Regions from separate parts of the Homo sapiens genome. Here region 1 is linked to region 2. Evidence: chromatin contacts called from ENCODE POLR2A ChIA-PET data. All regions are on one chromosome and are shown on one strand. Each heading gives the region's core, a stretch centred on a gene start or an enhancer-like site at or near the end of the contact. The rest is flanking DNA. Distances are from core to core; before and after follow the strand shown.

The links. ChIA-PET counts read pairs that join two places held with the same protein, here RNA polymerase II (POLR2A).
Region 1: POLR2A ChIA-PET joins it to region 2 with 11 read pairs in WTC11. The contact joins two enhancer-like sites. POLR2A ChIA-PET finds 5 or more read pairs at or near these places in 2 of 52 experiments (K562 and WTC11).

Annotation. Positions count from the first base shown.
Region 1 is chr1:32,709,335-32,714,634 of GRCh38, reverse strand. No RefSeq gene overlaps it. Among named protein-coding and RNA genes, the nearest start is that of SYNC, 9.2 kb to the right of the region's middle. RefSeq lists silencers at 13-307, 2,178-2,417. Within about 2 kb of position 2,219, at least 11 of the 41 ENCODE cell types and tissues checked have a DNase peak (open chromatin) inside an H3K27ac peak, as active enhancers do.
Region 2 is chr1:32,007,601-32,012,818 of GRCh38, reverse strand. No RefSeq gene overlaps it. Among named protein-coding and RNA genes, the nearest start is that of KHDRBS1, 3.7 kb to the left of the region's middle. RefSeq lists an enhancer at 4,042-4,601. Within about 2 kb of position 3,643, at least 2 of the 41 ENCODE cell types and tissues checked have a DNase peak (open chromatin) inside an H3K27ac peak, as active enhancers do.

The sequences.
Region 1 (5,300 bases), core at 970-3,469, 700 kb before region 2:
AACAGACCTGGGACACAGAGGAGTAGTGAGCACAGATGAATTCAGCTTTGTGCGTGAGCCTGTTGCATATTTGTGCACCATTTGTGACTCTGTGCATGTGTGTGCGTGTGTGTGTGGCTGTGTTGACTCTGTGTATGTGCCTTTGAGCCGAGGCTGTTGAGAAAGCTTAGTGAGTGTGGACCCAGTTGGGTGGAATCGCTTATTCATTAGACACACATTTACCAAACATTCACAGGGCAGGGCCCTAGGCATAACATGGAGCCCTTGACTGATGAGGTTCTTGTTTTTGAGGGCTTCACTCTGTAATGAGGGGAGATTAGGCACTAAACAAAAAAATCCTGCTGGGTATGGTGGCTCACACATGTAATCCCAGCACTTTGGGAGGCTGAGTCGGGCGGATCACCTGAGGTCAGGAGTTCGAGACCAGCCTGGCCAATATAGTGAAACCAATAGAGTGAAACCAATATAGTGACCAGCCTGGCCAATATAGTAGTTTTGTAAAAATACAAAAAGTAGCCAGGCATGGTGGTGCACACCTGTAGTCCCTCCCAGCTACTCAGAAGGCTGAGGCAAGAGAATTGCTTGAACCCAGGAGGTGGAGGTTGCAGTGAGCCGAGATCGCGCCACTGCACTCCAGCCTGGGGGACAGAGTGAGACTGCATCTTAAAAAACAAAACAAAACAGCCGGGCGCGGTGGCTCACGCCTCTAATCCCAGCACTTTGGGAGGCCGAGGTGGGCGGATCACAAGGTCAGGAGTTCGAGACCATCCTGGCTAACACGGTGAAACCCCATCTCTACTAAAAAAATACCAAAAAAAATTAGTCGGGCGTAGGTGGTGCACGCCTGCAGTCCCAGCTACTCGCGAGGCTGAGGCAGGAGAACGGCGTAAAACCCGGGAGGTGGAGCTTGCAGTGAGCCGAGATCGCGCGCCACTGCACTCCAGCCTGGGAGACAGAGCGAGATACTGTCTCAAAAAAAAAAAAAAAAAAAAAAAAAAAACAAGAAATGCAAAAGAAACTCAGGCGACCATAGGACCACAGGGAGGGAGCGTCCTGGAAAAAGTGATATTTAAGCTGTGTTCTGAGTAACAAGCTTTAGGGCTTGGGGAAAGGGTGTTCCAGATACAAGGAGTGGCATGTGCAAAGGCTGTGGACCTGGGAGAGGACACGGGGAAAGGTTTTTCTGGAGAAGATGGCTGGATGGGGTTTTGGAAGCGGTAAGGAGAACAAACGGGGCGTTGCTTCAGTTTGAGGGATGTAGTGGGATTGGCCAGGGGAAGATTGCTGGCTTGGGCCTGCACCTGGGGACGGAGGGGCAGTTCCCAGAGGAGTCCAAGGAGCTGAAGGTGCTGCCAACTCCAGAGAGGAGTAGGGAAGCTCCGAAGAGGGGGTTTAGGGAGAGAGCTCCTGGACTGGCCTCTGGGCTGTGCTAGGGGAGAGAGAGACCCATGGAGGCCCGCGAGCCTGGGAAAGGGTCCCCAGCGTTCTCATTCCACAAAGGAATTCAATCAGAGCTCCCTCACAGGACAGAGGGAATTACGGTACATGCACTTCTCCTAAGTTGCTCATTTATTCCTCTCAAGAACTATAATACATTTCCCATTTGAAAACAAAGGAGGCTGGGCGCAGTGGCTCACGCCTGTAATCCCAGCACTTTGGGCGGCCGAGGCCGGTGGATCACAAGATCGGGAGATCGAGACCATCCTGGCTAACACAGTGAAACCCCGTCTCTACTAAAAACATATAAAAAAATTAGCCAGGCGTGGTGGCGGGCGCCTGTAGTCCCAGCTACTCGGGAGGCTGAGGCAGGAGAATGGCGTGAACCTGGAAGGCGGAACTTGCAGTGACCGGAGATCGCGCCACTGCACTCCAGCCTGGGCGACACAGCCAGACTCCGTCGTCTCAAAAAAAAAAAAAAAAAAAAAAAAAAAAAAAAGGAAGCAGAAGCTCAGAGAAGCCTAAGGGTACAGAGCGGGGAAACGTGAGAGACTGCTCTGCTCTGGATTCGAACCCAGCTCAGAGTCTAAGGCCTGGCACCTTCCCTGAGTCCCACAGCCTCCCAGCAAGCGCATGCGCCCTTTAAACTCCAGCAGCTCGCTATGGGTGGATCTGCGGCTATTATTGTTGTGTGTTCATTATCACTGCGGTGCTAAAGGACGTCCTTGATTCAGCTGGGACGCCGACCTCCCCACTGTCGGCGCGCCATCGGTCCTGAAAACTCAGGGCCCGGGCGGCCCCGCGCGGCTGCGGCGGAAAAGACAACCCCCGGGGCGCGGGGTCGGCGTGGCGGCGCCCCCTGGAGGCAGTGCTCGGCATTGCCCGACCTGGGGAGGAACGACCCTGAACGCAGCTTCCTCTGAAGCGGTGGCTGGTGGTCAGCACCGGGTAGGCCCCAATGGCTCCCAGACAGCGGTCCCAGAGGGCAGGGAGAAAGAAGGAAATAAAGAGAAGAACACTTATCAAGTGTCTCTTGTATACTGGGCAAAAGGCTGGGCATTTCCTGCACATTTTCTCATTTAACGCCCACCCAATCTCATTTCCTAGAAGCAGAATCAGGGGGCCAGGCGCGGCGGCTCACGCCTGTAATCCCAGCACTTTGGAAGGCCGAGGCGGGTGGATCACCTGAGGTCAGGAGTTTGAGACTAGCCCGGCCAACATAGTGGAACTCCGTCTCTACTAAAAATACAAAAATTAGCCTGGCGTGGTGGCAAGTGCCTGTAATCCTAGCTACTCAGGAGGCTAAGGCAGGAGAATTGCTTGAACTCGGGAGGCGGAGGTTGCAGTGAGCTGAGATCCAGCCACTGCACTCCAGCCTGGGTGACAGAGTGAGACTTTGTTTCAAAAAAAGAAAAAAAGAAGTGGCCGGGCGCTGTGGCTCACGTCTGTAATCCCAGCACTTTGGGGGGCCAAGGTGGGCAGATCACGAGGTGAGGAGATCGAGACCATCCTGGCTAACATGGTGAAACCCCATCTCTACTAAAAATACAAAAAATTAGCTGGGCGTGGTGGTGGGCGCCTGTAGTCCCAGCTACTCGAGAGTCTGAGGCAGGAGAATGGCATGAACCTGAGAGGCGGAGCTTGCAGTGAGCTGAGATGGCACCACTGCACTCCAGCCTGGGTGACAGAGCAAGACTTGGTCTCAAAAAAAAAAAAAAAAAAAAAAAAGGAAGCAGAACCAGAGAGGTTAAGTAATTTGCCCGGAGACACAAAACAAGTCTGTGGCCATGCCTGGGCCCCTTGGGGCTAAGTCTGAGGATGGAAAGGCTGCCAGATTCCCACTAGACTATAAGTCTCTGAAAGTCAAGGTTAATGACAATGATGTGGATAACACATCATTTATTCGTGGAGGCAGTGTATTGAATCTTGGGTGCCACCATTTCCTCTCTGTGTGACTTTGGTCAACTAAGTTGCATAACCTCTCCAAGCCTCAGTTTTCTCATCAGTAAATGGGCTTTATTACAGGCCCCATGTTATAGGGCTGTTCTGAAGATTTATTGCATTAAAGCAGATAAAATGCCTTCTAGCCCAGGTGCAGTGGCTCCGGCCTGTAATCCCAGCACTTTGGGAGGCCCAAGCAGGCAGATCACCTGAGGTCAGGAGTCTGAGACCAGCCTGGCCAACACGGCGAAATCTCCTCTCTACTAAAAATACAAAAATTAGCCAGGCATGGTGGTGGGTGCCTGTAATCCCAGCTAATCAGGAGGCTGAGGCAGGAGAATTGCTTGAATCCGGGAGGTGGAGGTTGCAGAGAGCCAAAATTGCGCCACTGCACTCCAGCCTGGGTGACAGAGCGAGACTCTGTCTCAAAAAAAAAAAAAAAAGACTAGTTTAGCATCTGGCTTGCAGTAGGGGCTCAAGAATATAGCTAACATCATTTACTAATTTGGCCACTATTTGTTTTTTCTTTTCATTCTTTATTCTCTTCTATTTGTCTTATTCATTACTATACTCTTCATGAACACATCATTTGGCCACTATTTGTTGAAAACCTAGGGACAAGGGACACAGCCATGAAGTCATACAGATATAGGTCTTGCTTTAATGACTTACTGTCTTTGTGTTCTTAGGGTTTAACACATTGTCTGGCCTAACAAATGGTGAAGTGAATGAATGAGCGAGTGAAAACACATGCTGTAGTCAGCCAGCCCCTGGTTGCAGCTTCAGAGAGAGGAAGCAGGAGAAAGGGGAGTTTCAAAAATAATAGTTAATTATTTCTTGTTTTTGTTTTGTTTTGAGACAGAATTTTGCTCTTGTTTCCCAGGCTGGAGTGCAATGGCACGATCTCGGCTCACTGCAACCTCCGCCTCCTGGGTTCAAGCGATTCTCCTGCCTCAGCCTCCCGAGTAGGTGGGATTACAGGCATGCACCACCATGCCCAGCTAATTTTGTATTTTTAGTAGAGACGGGGTTTCTCCATGTTGGTCAGGCTGGTCTTGAACTCCCGACCTCAGGTGATCCACCCACCTCGGCCTCCCAAAGTGCTGGGATTACAGGAGTGAGCCACCGCGCCTGGCTGTGTTATCTAATTTTACAGAGAAGAAAACAATTTCCATGAAGTGGAGTGACTTTCCTAAGGTCACACAGCAAGTAAGCGCTCCAAAGCTTGGATTCATACCCTGGCTCTCTAGAAGCAGTAGGTCAAGGCTGGGTGCGGTGGCTCATGCCTGTAATCCCAGCACTTTGGAAGGTCAAGGCTGGAGGATCGTTTGAGTTCAAGAGTTCAAGACCAGCCTGGGCAACATGGTGAGATACCCCTCTATCTGGCTGTGATCTGTACAAAAAATAAAATATTTAGCCGGGTGGGGTGGCACACACCTGTGGTCCCACTGATCATACCACTGCACTCCAGCCTGGGCAAGAGCAAGACTCTGTCTGAAAACAAAAAACAGAAGTGGTGGGTCTGAGGGCCCTGCCAGGGCATCTCTGTACCACCCTCCTCCCACCTCTAGACGGGTTGCTGGAGCTCTTGGCACAAAGAAAGTGAGCAGAGGCCAGGCGTGGTGGCTCATGCCTGTAATCCCAGCACTTTGGGAGACCCAGGAGGGCGGATTGAAGGTCAAGAGTTCACGACCAGCCTGGCCAATATGGAGAAACCCCTTCTCTACTAAAAATACAAAAATTAGCCAGGTGTGGAGGCAGGTGGCTCAGGAGGCTGAGGCAGGAGAACCCAGGAGGCAGAGATTGCAGTGAGCCAAGATCATGCCATTGCACTCCAGCCTGGGGGACAAGAGCAAGAACGCCGTCTCAAAAAAAAAAAAAAAGTGAGCAGAATGGCCTCCACCTGCATCAGTAGTAATGGG
Region 2 (5,218 bases), core at 2,394-4,893:
CTGGTGTGCTATATGCAAGTGGAGCCTTAGGTCCCTACTTGTCCCATAAGCCATCAAAAGCCTGGTGCCCTCTCTAACTTTCCCTTCCCTCCGCAGATTATTTTCTTCTTCCATTTAAAGCACTCACTCCCATCTCTTTTCCTTCTGGATTAGTTCTCCTAATGAGCCCACACTTTTCAAAAGTCTTTGGGGACCGGTGCGGTGGCTTATGCCTGTAATCCCAGCACTTTGGGAGGCCTAGGTGGGAGGATTACTTGAGGCTAGGAGTTCGAGAGCAGCCTGGACAATATAATGAGACCTCATCTCTACAATAAAAAAAGTTTCCGCCCGGCTTGGTGGCTCATGCCTGTGATCCCAACACTTTGGGAGGCCGAGGTGGGCAAATCACCTGAGGCCAGGAGTTCGAGACCAACTTGGCCAACATGATGAAACCCCATCTTTACTAAAAATATAAAAATTAGCCGGGTGTGGTGGTGCATACCTGTAATCCCAGCTACTTGGGAGGCTGAGGCAGGAGAATTGCTTGAACCAGGGACGCGGAGGCTGCCGTGAGCCGAGATCACGCCACTGCACTCCAGCCTGGGCAACAGAGCGAGACTACGTCTCAAAAAAAAAAAAAAAGGAAAAAAAGGTTTATTTGGAAATTGTCTTCTGAGTGCCTGGAAACTTGATTTTTGGATGTGAAGCTTAGAACCCTTTAACTAGAGAACCTAAAGGCCTTCTTTAAGGGGTTAAGGGAGAGGATTTCCAAATTACCCACAGAAATGAAAACAAAACACGTATCTACATAAATTATATATATATAATATAAAATATAGGCCAGATGCGATGGCTCATGCTTGTAATCCCAGCACTTTGGGAAACCGAGGCGGGCAGATCACAAGGTCAAGAGATCGAGACCATCCTGGCCAACATTGTGAAACCCCGTCTCTACTAAAAATACAAAAATTAGCTGGGTGTGGTGGTGTGCCTGTAGTCCCAGCTACTCAGGAGGCTGAGGCAGAAGAATCGCTTGAACCCAGGAGGCGGAGGTTGCAGTGAGCTGAGATTGCAGCACTGCACTCCAGCCTGGGGGACAGTGCGAGACTCTGTCTTGGGAAAAAAAAGAAAGAAAGAAAGAAATTAGCTGAGTGTGGTGGCGTGCACCTGTTGTCCCCAGCTACTTGAGAGACTGAGGTGGGAAGATTGCTGCTTGAGCCTGGGAAATTGAGACTACAGTGAGCAACGACTGCCCCACTGCACTCAGCCTGGACGACAGAGTGAGACCTTGTCTCAAAAAAAAAAAAAAAAAAAAAAAAAAAAAAAAAAAAAAGGCCAGTGCGGTGGCCCACTCCTGTAATCCCAGCACTTTGGGAGGCCAAAGTGGGTAGATCACCTGAGGTCAGGAGTTCAAGACCAGCCTGGCTAATACAGTGAAACCCCATCTCTACTAAAAACATAAAAAAGTTAGCTGAACGTGGTGGCATGCACCTGTAATCCCAGCTACTTGGGAGGCTGAGGCAGAAGAATTGCTTGAACCCGGGAGGTGGAGGTTACAGTGAGCCGAGATCGCGCCACACTGCACTCCAGCCTGGGCAACAGAGTCAGACTCCGTGTCAAAAAGAAAAAAGAAACGAAAAAATTAAGTGCTGTTGGAGTTCAATGCAGAAGATAGATTTTGGCCAAGGAAGAATAAGTTCCAGGCAAAGGGAAGTGGAATAAATGAGCAGAGATGAGAACGTGGGAAATGTGTTCAGGGAATGGGAGTAATCCAGTGTCAGACTTGAAGGAATAGGTGGGTTGAGAGAGCAACTGCATGAAGAGGGGGGAAGGGGCAAGGAGAATTTACAGTTCCTTTGCAACTCATTTCCACTGCCACCCTTGAAGATCCTTCTTGAGTGGTGGTGTTACAAATGGCTGAAGCGTCCTTGCCCTGTAATGAGATGCCCAAATAGAGATCCCTTGAGCTGAGGCTAATAAAACTTTGATAAAGGTTTGTCTGAGAAGGAGCTGGGTAGTGGTATCTATGGCCTTTCTAGACTAGAATCAACAGTTACTGCATATGTATATCAAAACATGTTGTAGCCATACCTATATACAATTTTAAAAACACTGGAAACAAAACAAAAAATAACCCTCAGTCTTTCTGGGTGCTTGCCAGATCTTTACTTGCTTTCCCTGAGAGTAGGCTGAGCGGGAGAGATGTGCTCTTCTTCCAGGCGAGAACCCTAAAGGTAATCTCAGGCCAAGAGTGGTTGAGGTTGCGGTGTATGTATCCACTAAGTGATGCAGCAGCCTTCTATTTTGGGGGCCCTTCTCAGGGTAGGGAAGAGTAATTTCTGCTCTGAAAGCCTAGAAGTCTGGAGTTTATTTTGTGTTCACCACAGTATGCTGCCCCAGGTCCACCTGAAGGTTAACAACCATGTGAAAAGACTAACGTTGGAGTGGGGCAAATTCAAACAACCCGGCAATGCCTTGTCCTCACTGTGTATCATTTGGAAGACCTCTGAAACTTAGTTTTCTCTTCTATAAAGTGGGGTAATGCCATCTACCTTGAAGGCTTATTGTGAACATTAACAAATATCAGTGTAAACCTCCTGATAGTAGGGCTTATAAACAGAAGTAATCACTATTATACCCTTTAGTACCTGATGAAGATTTGTGGGTGCTTTATGTTGGCTATGGATCTGAAAGTCCTACTCTCTCTCTCCTTTTTTTTTTTTTTTTTTTTTTTTTTGAGATGGAGTCTTGCTCTGTCACCCAGGCTGGAGTGCAGTGGCAGGATCTCAGCTCACTACAAGCTCCACCTCCTGGGTTCACGCCATTCTCCTGCCTCAGCCTCCCGGGTAGCTGGGACTACAGCTCACCACCATGCCCAGCTAATTTTTTTGTATTTTTAGTAGAGACAGTGTTTCACCGTGTTAGCCAGGATGGTCTCGATCTCCTGACCTCATGATCCGCCCGCCTCAGCCTCCCAAAGTGCTGGGGTTACAGGCATGAGCCACCGCGCCTGGCCAAGTCCTACTCTCTAATCTGTATAATTTTCACTGAGTATAGCTAGGCTTGTTTTGGGGGGAGGAGGAGGTTCCAAAAAGAGCAAGTTTCTTCTACCCTTAATCCAGTTACTATGGTATAGGATACAGCAGCAGTGCATAATGGTTCAGATGGAGGTTGGTAGCTCTGCCTCTTACCTGCTGGGTGATTGAGCACAGTGTTTTGCTTTGCTGCATTAGTCAGGATTCTTTAGAGAGACAGAATAAATACAGTATATAGATAGATGTACACATTCAAGAGGGGACTTGTGAGGGCAATTGGTTCACATGATTATGGAGGCTGAGAAGTCCCATTGGAGGCCTTCTGCAAGCTGGAGACCCTGGCAAGCCGGTCGTGTGGCTCAGTCCAAATCTGAGATCCTCAGAACCAAGGAAGCCAGTGGTGTGATGCTTAGAGGATGAAGGCCTGAGAACCCAGGGGCTGCTGGTGTAAGTCCTGGAGTCCAAGGGCTGAAGAGCATGGGGATCTAATGTCTAAGGACAGGAGAAGAAGAGTGTCCTAGCTCCAGGAAGAGAGACAGGAAATCCCTTCTTTGCCTTTTGTGTTCATTCTGGGCCCTAGCCCATTAGCTGGCGCCCGCCCACATTGAGGGCGGATCTGTACCATTCAGTCCACTCACAGGCCACTCTCTTCTGGGAACACACTCACAGACACACCCAGAAATAATGCTTTATCAGTCCTCTGGGTATTCCTTAATCCGGTGAAGTTGACACCGAAAATTAACCATCACACTAGCTCAGACTCCTCTTCCCTCTCCTTGATAAAACAGAGATGGCCGGGCGCGGTGGCTCACGCCTGTAATCCCAGCACTTTGGGAGGCCAAGGCGGGTGGATCATGAGTTCAGGAGTTCGAGACCAGCTTGGCCAACATGGTGAAACCCCCATCTCTACTAAAAGTAAAAAAATTAGCCGGACGTGGTGGTGCGCACCTGTAATCCCAGCTACTCGGGAACCTGAGGCAGGAGAATCGTTGGACCCTGGGAGGCGGAGGTTGCAGTGAGCCGAGATCGCGCCACTGCACTCCAGTCTGGGCGACAGAGCAAGACTCTGTCTCAAAACAAACAAACAAACAAACAAACCAAAAACAGAGGATATAACAATGCCTGCCCCAGGGCTGTTAGGGTTAACACATACAGGGTTAACATGATAGTATCTATAAAGCACTTAGCACAGAGGCTGGCAATTAGTAGGTACTTCATAAGCAATATTGGCCATTGTTATGATCACCACACACATTTATTGAGTACCCTACTGCAGACTTTCACTTTCACATGAATCCCTACGGGAATGACTAGAAGGACTGAAACTTGCCTAGAGCTCCTGACCTGTGTGATCTCAGCAGGTGGGAGATCTGCAGGCCCCATCTACCTCTCCTGCATTGCAGCCAGTTCCCAGGAGACAAAAGGCCCCAGCCCTGGGCAGGAGAGTTTCTCTTCCAAGAGTGTAGTTCAGGTGGCGCGGTGGCTCATGCCTGTAATCCCAGCACTTTGGGAGGCTGAGGCTGGTGGATCACAAAGTCAGGAGTTCAAGACCAGGCTAGCCACGATGGTGAAACCCCGTCTCTACTAAAAATACAAAAATTAGTTGGGCGTGGTGGTGGGTGTCTGTAATCCCAGCTACTCGGGAGGCTGAGGCAGAGAATTGCTGAAACCCACGAGATGGAGGTTGCAGTGAGCCGAGATCACACCACTGCATTCCAGCCTGGGTGACACAGCGAGACTGTCAAAAAAAAAAAAAAAAAAAAGAAAAGAAAAAGAAAAAGAAAAGAAAGGAAAAGAAAAAAAGTGTAGTTCATTTGTTCAATTTTAAACACCTACTTGGTGCCAAATATGTGGAGGGAAGGGGAAGGAGATGGGGAGACCAAAATTCAACATTAAGAGAAAGTCCCTACTCTCAAGGAGACAAATATGTAAATCAAGTTGCCATGTAGAATGAAAGGTGTTGTAATAGAAGACTGTGCAGAGACACATAGGTATGCACAGGAGAGAGTGACTGACCAACTGCCCAGATGAGGTAGGAAAGCTGAGTATTTGGGAAGTGGCCAGGTGGAGGGAGGGCCAGGGCATTTAAATGTTGGGAGTTCAGCAAAGCTTGGTCCTGTGCCGGTACTCCTTCCTCCATGTTTACAGCTCTGGAATTCAGATCTCCAACTCAAACTTCTGAATTCCAAATCCAGAAAGCCAAT